Linked DNA regions of Homo sapiens: region 2 is linked to region 1. Evidence: read pairs that join two places in POLR2A ChIA-PET (ENCODE). Cell type or tissue: HepG2. All regions are shown on one strand.

The links. ChIA-PET counts read pairs that join two places held together with the same protein. Peaks named below come from ENCODE experiments on the same cell type or tissue, not always from the same donor. Only the 100,000 strongest peaks of a DNase experiment are listed, where the experiment ranks them.
Region 2: POLR2A ChIA-PET joins it to region 1 with 12 read pairs; 2 of 35 experiments call an interaction of 5 or more read pairs at or near these places.

What each region holds. Positions count from the first base shown.
Region 1 is chr1:228,961,585-228,966,584 of GRCh38, forward strand. It overlaps LOC105373143 (a long non-coding RNA gene), which reads left to right. Exons shown (of 3, transcript XR_949234.2): 2 at 1,279-1,411; 3 at 3,617-3,713. Among named protein-coding and RNA genes, the nearest start is that of LINC02815, 190 kb to the right of the region's middle. In HepG2, no CTCF peak of the experiment used is centred here; DNase peaks (open chromatin) are centred at 2,767 and 3,027; H3K4me3 peaks cover 759 bases.
Region 2 is chr1:228,858,595-228,863,594 of GRCh38, forward strand. No RefSeq gene overlaps it. Among named protein-coding and RNA genes, the nearest start is that of RHOU, 130 kb to the left of the region's middle. In HepG2, no CTCF peak of the experiment used is centred here; DNase peaks (open chromatin) are centred at 1,997 and 2,697.

The DNA of each region.
Region 1 (5,000 bases):
TTTTTTATGAAGCACACACATACAAAAGTAAAGGCAAAAGAAGTCGACACCAGACAACTGTCGGGTTTTTGGGGATTTTTTTGTTTTTGTTTTCCTTAAGCGTAACAAAAAATCAGCATGTTCCTCATTTTGACGCTAAGCTGATGAAAGCTCCTCCTTTATGTCAGTATGGTTCCCCTCTGGGATCTGTGCAATCCTCTGCCAAATGGAAGGACCCTTACTGAAGGTGTAACAGACACATCCACAAGTCTGTCCTGTAATGTCACGTGTAAATCGTGATGGCTGCAACAAAATCAAATCAACAGGACAAAACAAAACAAAGCAAAACGGGTTAAGTAGAGAATAAACTCAGAACACCATAACCTTTGAAGCTAAGAAAAGAAGCAGACTCATGTGGCAGACATTATATTTTTTACTGTGGTAATATATTCCTAACATAATGTTTATCATTTTAACCATTCGTGAGTGTGCACTTCAGTGGCATTACACACATTCATATTGTTGTGCAGCCATCAGCACCATCTATATTCCAAAACCTTTTCATTCTACCCAACAAAAATGTTGTACCCATTAAATAATAGCTCCCAACTCTTTCCTCCTAGCTTGTGATAACCCCTCTTCTTCCTGTCTCTATGAAATTACCTACTCTAGGTACCTCATGTAAGTGGAATCATACAGTATTTGTCTTTCTGTGACTGGCATATTTCACTTAGCATTATTCCTTAATGTTAATCAATGTTTTAGCATATATCAAAGTTTAATTCCTCTTTGTGACTGAATAGTATTCCATTGGACAGACATACCACATTTTATTTATCCATTCATCCATCAGTGGCTTTACGGCTTTTGTGAATACTGTTGCTGGTGTACAAGTATCTGTCCCAGTCTCTAATTTTAATTTATTTGCACATATTCCTAGGAGTGGAATTTTGGGGTCATATGGTAATTCTGTTTAATCTTTTAAGAAATTGATAAATTGTTTTCCACAGTGGTTGGACCATTTTACATACCCACCAGCAATAAAAAAAGATTCTAATTTCTCTACATCTTTGCCAATATTTGTCATTTCCCCCTACCACCCCCTACCTTTATTTTCTAAGAGATAGGGTCTTGCTATGTTGACTAAGCTGGTCTTGAACTCCTGGCCTCAAGTGATCCTCCTGCCTCCCATCTCCTCCCCTCTCAGTTTACTGGAGGGCTTCTGAGAAAGAGTTTTGCACAATTAAAAAATACACAAGAAAGAGGCAGTCCTTTTTCTTCTGGATTTTTTTGTTTTAGATGAGATATCTGGAATTGCACAGCCAACTTACCACCGTGAGGGCAACTGTCCTGAAGACCAATCCAACCTGTGGAAGTCAGCAGAGCAGAAAGAGTAGATCTCTGGTCCCCAAAGACGTTGTTGAGTTATCAGGTGAGCCAAACTTGGAGCTGCACCACCTTGGAACATCTTGTCATATGTGATTATACATCTCTAACTGACAAGGACGTTGGAGTCAGGGATTTCTGTTCCTCGAAGCCAAAGCCATTTTAATTAGGATTTTTAAAATTTCTTCTTTGAAATGCACACAATTATACATATAAAATTAATATATATTGACCAAATATTTATGGCATCAAACATCAGTTTGATTTTTTTTCTTTTTTTTTTTTTAAATTATACTTCAAGTTCTGGGATACATGTGCAGAACGTGCAGGTTTGTTACATAGGTATACACGTGCCATGGTGGTTTGCTGCACCCATCAACCCGCCATCTACATTAGGTATTTCTCCTAATGCTATCCCTCCCCTAGCCCCTCACCCCCTGACAGGCCCCGATGTGTGATATTCCCTTCCCTGTGTCCATGTGTTCTCATTGTTCAACTCCTACTTATGAGTGAGAACATGCGGTGTTTGGTTTTCTGTTCCTGTGTTAGTTTGCTGAGAATGATGGTTTCCAGCTTCATCCATGTCCCTGCAAAGGACATGAACTCATCCTTTTTTATGGCTACATAGTATTCGTGATTTTTTTTAAGAGACAAGATCTCGCTCTGTTGCCCAGGCTGGAGTGTGGTAGCAAACATAGTTCACTGCAATCTCGAACTCCTGGGCCCAAGCAATCCTCCTGTCTCAGCTTCTGGCGTCTCTGAAACTACAGGCACACACCATCATGCCCAGCTAATTTTCTTTATTTTTAGTAGAGATGAGGTCTCACTCTGTTACCAGGCTTGTCTTGAACTGCTAGGCTCAGGTGATCCTCCTACCTTGGCCTCCCAAAGCATTGGGATTACAGGCGTAGGCCACTGGACTCAGCCTTAATTTGATCTTTGTCAGCACTGTAATAGCTCACAATCTGCTTATTGGAAGATAAGCGATGCAATATAAAACCTTATGAGATTAAGTATCAAAGGAAATATCACAGCCAGTCAGTGGTTCAGAGGAAGGAGTGAGGTTTGAGGCTGGAGTGGGATCCAGGCCAAAGTGGAGGTCATAGCTGAGCTGGACCTTGGAGGTGGGCAGGATCACAAGAAGACAAATGGAGGGGGCATTTTCTCCACTCTTTAGTCACATTTCTTTTTATAAGGAAAAAAAGTGCCCATATACCAAAGATTGTGCTCAGGAATTTCTGATAGTGATTGAAGCAATCCCTCTCTCTAATCTCACTCTCCCTGCATTCCTTCAAGTACAAGCTGTTTTCAAAATATTCTAGCACATTTCTTTGCAAACTGTTTTCATCATTTGGAACTTGCTATCTCACCTAAATGGAATGTGAGTTTACTCAGTTCAGAGTTTTTCAGATGTGATAGGAGGAGTCACATGAGCTGAAGCAAACCACCCAGCGGCCCCTGGAAAGATCTTCAAGCTCCCAGTCGTGGGTGGGACCCTTCCGACCCTACAGTGTACTGATTAAAATACAAGAAAAACAGATGAACAAAACCCAAAGCAGCTGCCCTTGCTTGCTCAGTGTGTTTGGATCCTGGAGGGGCTAGAGAGAAAGGAAAAGAGGTGTCCCTTAGTGAGGAGTGACCAAATGTCCCCTCCCCTTGTTACACACTGCAGGACAGCATTCTGCTTCCACAGGACAACTCAGAGAGGCCACATCCTGCTGTCTGTAAACACTGCTGCTGTGTGTAAATAAATCTCATTCCTGGAAGGGTCTTGGGCTGGAGTGAGCAGCTTGATCCATACCAGAGACAGTGAGCCTCCAAGACAAGGCACAGGGGAGAGGACAGACGGCCAGGCCTGGGTCTGCGGCAGGCCACTGCGAACCCCCAGGAAGTCACTTAACAGTCCTGGTTATTCACCATGGAAATGGGAACCCGAATGCTGGGCTCAGGTGGTTGCTGTGAGCAGTACATTAAAACATTTTCCGTATGGCTGTCATTGGCAACGGGGTAGTAGTGAGTGGTGGAAAGATGCGTTATTGGTCTTTGCCCCACCTTCAGAAAGGCATCAAATTTAGGGATTTAGTTGTATCTTTAAATAAGATCATCCACACGGTCATTGTGTTTTATGTGTGCGTGGTGAACAGGGAGACAGCGATGCTAAAACTATGAATTTGTTAAATGTGAAAAATTAAAATATACCATAATTGTTATTACCTTGTCTTGGAGGACTGTGTGTGTGTCTTATATACAGATTTTCTTCTGCCTCTGCCACCCCTGAGACAGCAAGACCAACCCATCCTCCTCCTCCTCAGCCTGCTCAATGTGAAGAAAATGAGGATGCAGACCTTGATGATGATCCACTTCCACTTCATGAATAGGAAATACATTTTCTTTTCCTTATGATTTTCTTAATAACATTTTCTTTTCTTTAGCTTACTTTGTTATAAGAATACAGTTTTATTACATATAATGTACAAAATATGTGTTAACCAACTGTTTATGTTATCAGTAAGGCTTCCAGTCAACAAGAGGTTATTAGTAATTAAAGTTTTAAAGAGTCAAAAGTTATAAGCAGATTTGTGACTGGATGGAGGGTCAGTGCCCCAATCCCTGCATTGTTCAGGAATCCACTGTATTGTATAAGTATGTGTGTGTATGTGTATATATATACCTATATATATACACGTGTATATATATATATTCATATATATATATATACACGTGTATATATATTTTATACACACACACCCACACTCACACATATATCTCCATTCCTGGAAATACTCCAGGCTTGAGTGTATGTATTTCCAGGAGCCTTAAAAAATGGCAACTGCTCAGGAGTGTCTTGACTTCTGAGAGGCTTGCAAAAGATCTAGCAGACAGAGCCCTTCTCAAGTCTGCAGGACAAGGGAAAAAGCATTAGAGAAGGGCAGGCTGGTTTTCAGAGATGTTTCAAGACCCATGGAGACAGGAGCCCCAGGGCGAAGTGTGTGCATTTTGGAAGAATTTGGTAAAGAGAACCACCCATCTGTGCTGGCCCCTATTTTCTCTGCAAGAGAATCTGCTTCATAGGTGCTATGAAATTGCAATTGTGATTGAGCTATTAAATTGCTGCCCATGCCAAACCTGGCTCCATTGAGAGCTGAAGATGTTTCTGAGCTAAATGAACTGCCATCCACATAAATACAGTCACAAGCACGCCCAGGAGCTGGAGCCATCTACCAAGCCCAACGTTCACCTCTTCTTTATTTCTATTTAAAAAACAAACAAGCAAACAAAAAAACTTTTGTTGACATATAACAAACACATCACAAAATGCACTATCTGTAAGGGTACAACTCAGAGCATTTTACAGAGTGAACGCTCCCGTGCCATTCCACCCAGATGAGTACAAAGAGCGTTACCAGCATGCCAGAGCCCTCCTCACACCCTACCAGGTGAGTGTGCCTCCCTCCCAAAGCACCCCCAGCTTCACTTCTAAGACCTTGGATTGCTTGTGCCTGTTTTTAACCTTTATGTAAATGAAATCACACAGTATGTGCATGCTCTTTAGTTTCTGGCCTATCTTGCCCAACCTGATGTCTGTGTGATTCGTTTCTGATCTTCCATGAAGCACCATTTTCATTATTGTATAG
Region 2 (5,000 bases), 100 kb before region 1:
ATTACTTGACTTCATTTCTTCCAAATCTTGTAATGAAATTGATGCTCCAGGAAGACACACCATTATTCTGCTGTTTTGCATCCTTCCTGCCCAGAAATGGGGCTGTGGGTACTCCAGTTTGAAAAGCATGTAGTAGTACAGCACTTGGAGTTAATCAGAAAAAGTAAAGAAAAAAATGACTTAAGAGAATTATCATGATCCCCATCAAAAGCAGCTAATTATTCAAAGTAGCAACTGAAGGATTTTTATAAAGGGATATTAAAAGTGGTTCTGAACAGATACGTCTGTATTTGTCAGGCTTCTCCAGAGAAACAGACCCAGTAGGAGATATGTATATATATGAAAGAACAGATTTACTATGGAAATTGGCTCACACAGTTATAGAGCCTGAGAAGTCCCACGGTATGCAAGCTGGAGAACCAGGAAAGCCAGTAGTGTAATTCAGTCCAAGTTCAAATGCCTAAGAACGAGGGGAGCTGATGGTGTAGCTCTAACTGGAGGCTGAAGGCCTGAGGGGAGTTTGAGGGACAACCAGGGGCTCCAATGTCTGAATACCATAGAAGATGGACATCCCAGCTTCAGAAGAGAAAGAATTCACCCTTCCTCCACCTTCTTGTTCCATATGGACCCTCATTGGATTGGATGATGCCTTCCCACATGGAGAGAGAGAGATCTTCTTTGCTCTGGCTGATTCAAATGCTGTCTCTTCTGGAAACCCTTTACAGACACACCTAGAAATAATGTTTCACCAGCTCTTTGGACATCCCTTATCCCAGTCAAGTTGACACATACAATTAAACATCATAAGCTCTGAGCCTTACTGCAGGGCAGAAATGCAGAAATTGTGTGCATTACCTTTCTACACAAACTTTCTTAATACTTTCAGAAAAACTAAGGAGAACTTTAGGCCCCATTGGCCTGTGTCAATTGTGGCTGAGAAGTCTGCAACAGGATAATGAAGTCTTGCGAACCAGGCTGTGTTGGAGTCAGAGAATTGGTATGGGTGTGGTCACCGAAATCAGCTAAGGAGGCCCCTAATCTGTGCTGTCGGCTCTCCTGACTACCTAAGTGCAGGAGTTGGGTCTGTAAACCACAGTGACTGAGACAGATCTCAATTGATTTCGAGGCTTATTTTGCCAAGGTTGAGGAGGCACCAGAGAAAAAGAAACATAAATCACAGTAGAATCTGTATCCTATGCTTTTTCCAGATAGAGTTTTGGGAACCTCAGTGTTTAAAGGGGAAAGAGCAATCAGGAGGGGAAGAAAAAGGAAAAATAAAAGGAGGGAGGGTAGGCAATGAGACAAGTGGTTACAATTCTTGTGAGGCTCTGTGAATCTACATTTTACACCTGAAAAGAAAGCGGAGGAGTCAATTAAGCATTAGTCTGGCACTCAGCAAATCTACATTTTACATAAGAGAAAGTCAGCCTGCGAAATTACAGCTGTCTTGGAACAAAAGGAAGGGAGTTTTTGCATGACTCAGTTTCCAAGCTTAACTTTTCCCTTTGGCATAGTGAGTTTGGAGTCCCGAGATTTTATTTTCCTTTCACAGGCCTTTCCACTGTGGTGTTTTCTTCTGTTTTTTGTTTGTTTGTTTGTTTGTTTTTTGCTTTTTGGGTTTTTTTGGGGGGTGGGGTGGGGTGTGGGACAGAGTCTCATTATGTCCCCTGGGCTAGAGTGCAATGGTACGATGTCAGCTCACTGCAACCTCTGCCTCCCAGGTTCAAGCGATTCTCCTGCCTCAGCCTCCTGAGTAGCTGAGATTATAGGCACATGCCACTACACCTGGCTGATTTTTGTATTTTTAGTAGAGATGAGGTTTCACCATGTTGGCCAATCTGGTCTTGAACTCCTGACCTCGTGATCCACCCACCTCAGCCTCCCAAAGTGCTGGGATTACAGGTGTGAGCCACCACGCCCGACCTTTTCTTCTGTTTATGCAGTGGCATGGAGCAGTCCCTCTAAGAGGGCTGACCCAGGTATGAGTCATTCAGTCAGCCTGAGGGTCCAAGGGCTGCTCCATGGTGAGGCAGACATCCAGAAGGGTCCAGAGGGAGAATCTATGGCAAGAGACAGCAGTCTAGAGGGATGGAAGTGGTGGCAGAAAAGCTGGCTTTTAAAAGGCAAGTTTTTATTCTAGGCTGACTTTCTCTTATGTAAAATGTAGATTTGCTGAGTGCCAGTGAATTTATAATTTTAGAAACCCATCAGGGAGTTTCTAGATGAGTTTCTAAGAAGTCTAAGAAATGTCCAGGAAGGCCCTTAGCCACCTCGTGGAAATTGGGAGAGAAGAAATGTGTGCAGAGAAAAGAGGGATTTTTGATGCAGAGAAAAAGAACAGGTGTGTCCCGGCTGCTGGCTCTGAGTAACCCGTCTAATCTCACTGTACAGAACGTACCTGCACTTTATACTAACAATGAGTGCCATTCAGCGTGCCATTTATGATGTTCACAGTGGCCTTCCTTGGTGTGGTCCCTGAAGCCCTGCAAAGCAGGGACTGTGCGGTCTGAACCAAACAGGGGCCCCTGGGAATAGGGTAGCGTGTTCTGATACCTGAGCTGGTAGTAGAGTCAGAGCAAGAACAAAAGCCCCAGCGAGCAATCTGGGTTCAACCCCTGTCACCTTAGCTCACGTGCCTGCATTGTGAAGTTCACGGTAATAGCTTGACTGCATTCTCGCCATGGTTCTGGGTCAATAAATCAGTCAGTAAGCACTGGGTGAGTAAGTAGTGCAGAGCAAAGTCTGAGCTTGGTGCCACAAGTGGATAAAAAAGAAATAGATGACTCAACCTCTGCTTATAGGGAGGCTCTGATCTAGCTGAGATAGCACAGAAATATTTGGAGAATGACTCTAGTGCAGAACTGAAGGTGCAGAATGACTCTGAAACGTTGCTGCACAGCAGGGTCCAAGAAAGGAGAGGGCAGTGCCAGCTGGGTATGCCAGGAAGGCTTTTGGGAGAAAAATACTGGCCAGGGTCTGGGAGAATCAGCAAACATGCCTGAGGGTAGAAAACCAGTGTCCCAGGACAGGGACCCTGTGCAGCCCTGGGGTGGGCTGGGTGGGACCGAGCCGGCAGTGCCTGCAGGGATGATGGGCACCAGAGCACAGCTCTCAGCCTATGTGTCCCGGAGCTCTGGGCGCTCCCAGGTGTCCTCACTGCACCGTGGTAGCTCCTGTCTCATGGAGCCACCTGTCCTAGCACAACAGCTCCAATCACTGCTATTAGAACAGATCCAAGGGGCAGGCTGGGAGGGTGTTAGGTTCAAAAAGGAGCACTATGTAGAAGCAAGAAAAGAGATGAAAGTTTTGCTCCTATCTGCATCTGGCCAGAGAGCAGACTTTGATTTGCAACACCGTGTGGTCTCTGCAGGATTACGAAAGGGAAGAGGGGGTGGGCGGAAGGCTCTCCTCCCCAGTGCATCATTTTCAGTTTTGTCTTTTACTTTCAAAGAAAGCTGTCTTTCTGACACTGCATTCTGCCCTTTCTGACCCATGTCCCATATTTAAAGGCTTCACATAGACTATATAATCCAAGTTATCCCTCTGTGGAGAAAGTGGCTATGAGAATTAGAGAGACAAAGGGTGTGCTTGTGGGAATGGGATGTAACGTCAGAGCAGGTTCAACCTTACAGCTGTGCAGTCCAGTTAGTCAAATATTAATGAGTCAATTTAATTAAAGATTAGGTCCTCTGTTGCACTAGCCATCCTGCAAAGTCACATGTGGCGAGTGTTTTCATACTGGATAGCACCACAGAAAGTTCTGTTGGGCATCATTGCCACTTGGACCAAGGGATCAACTGCTTTCTGGGTGGGAGAACTGAGGCACAGGGAACCACGGCTTGGACTCCAAACTTAGTGCTCTGATCAGTGTGTTGTCCAAAGCTTCCAGCAGACAAGGATTCAGACCACACAATTCAGGAGCAATAAGATGGCTGGAGTGAACAACAAGTTTCCCTTGACTTTAGAAGAAAAAGATCTCTAAATCCTGGAGATGATTACATGCTTTTCCTGAGGGCTGAGGAAAGAGGAGAAGCAGTTGGTTTGTTTTCAATTAGCCACCCTCCTCCTTTTTCTAAGAAGAGGAAAGTCACTGCCAGGTCACAGGGCTCGGAGCCAGGGTCAGCAGAGGGGCTGGTCGGAGCACCTGAGCCAAGTGGGCTGAGACTCTGATCCTCGTGAGTGTCACCTGCCACCAAATGCTCTCTCCTGGGCTCTGCCATTTGGTTTTTTATGTCTGCACTGTGCTGACCCTTCCATCTCCCAAGCACCCAATGTTCACCGCCCCTCCTTGGCATGTGTGCCCCCTCCACCCAACACACGCCCTCTAGCGCAGGGCGGGATGGGGGCCGCCTGCAGCTGGGCCCTGAACTTCAAAGTTGGGAGAACCTGAGTCACTCATCCCAGCAAGGTGGGCTTCCAAGAAACCCCACTCCCACACTACCCCTGTCTTCCCATAGGTTGTCCCTGGGTCCTGTTAGAATCTCAGAGAGACATGGGACTACGAGTTATCCAAATTCAGGAATAGTCAGAACAAGTGAGTGAAACACACCTTTGCCTGCCTGTGAAGGGCCAGCTTCTGCACGGGCACCAGAGACACAAAGATAAATGCTCCCAATGACCTGATTTACTAAGGAAGGAGAGAGACAGGAACTCACTGCTTAAGGGCTACGTTTATTCATTCCTCTATCCAGCAAATTCTTCAGGACTCCAGCTGTGTGCCCAGCATTATGCAAGAGCTGGGACTTTAATTTTCAGTAAGACCTGCTTTTTCCTTTAAGGAGTTTGAATCTAAGAAGGAAGCAGGCAGCACTGGAGCAATTACCCCACAGTGCCACGATCCTTGTGAGCATAGGAGCTACAGGAAACTCGAGGAGAGCATCCAACCCAGTTTGGGAAGTTCAGGTGTGCAGGAGACACAATGGAGGCTCGAAGGGGGTCGACTCTGCCTGGGGAGGGTGCAAGGAAAGCTTCTGAGAAAGGCAGTGTGGGGGCAGCTGGAG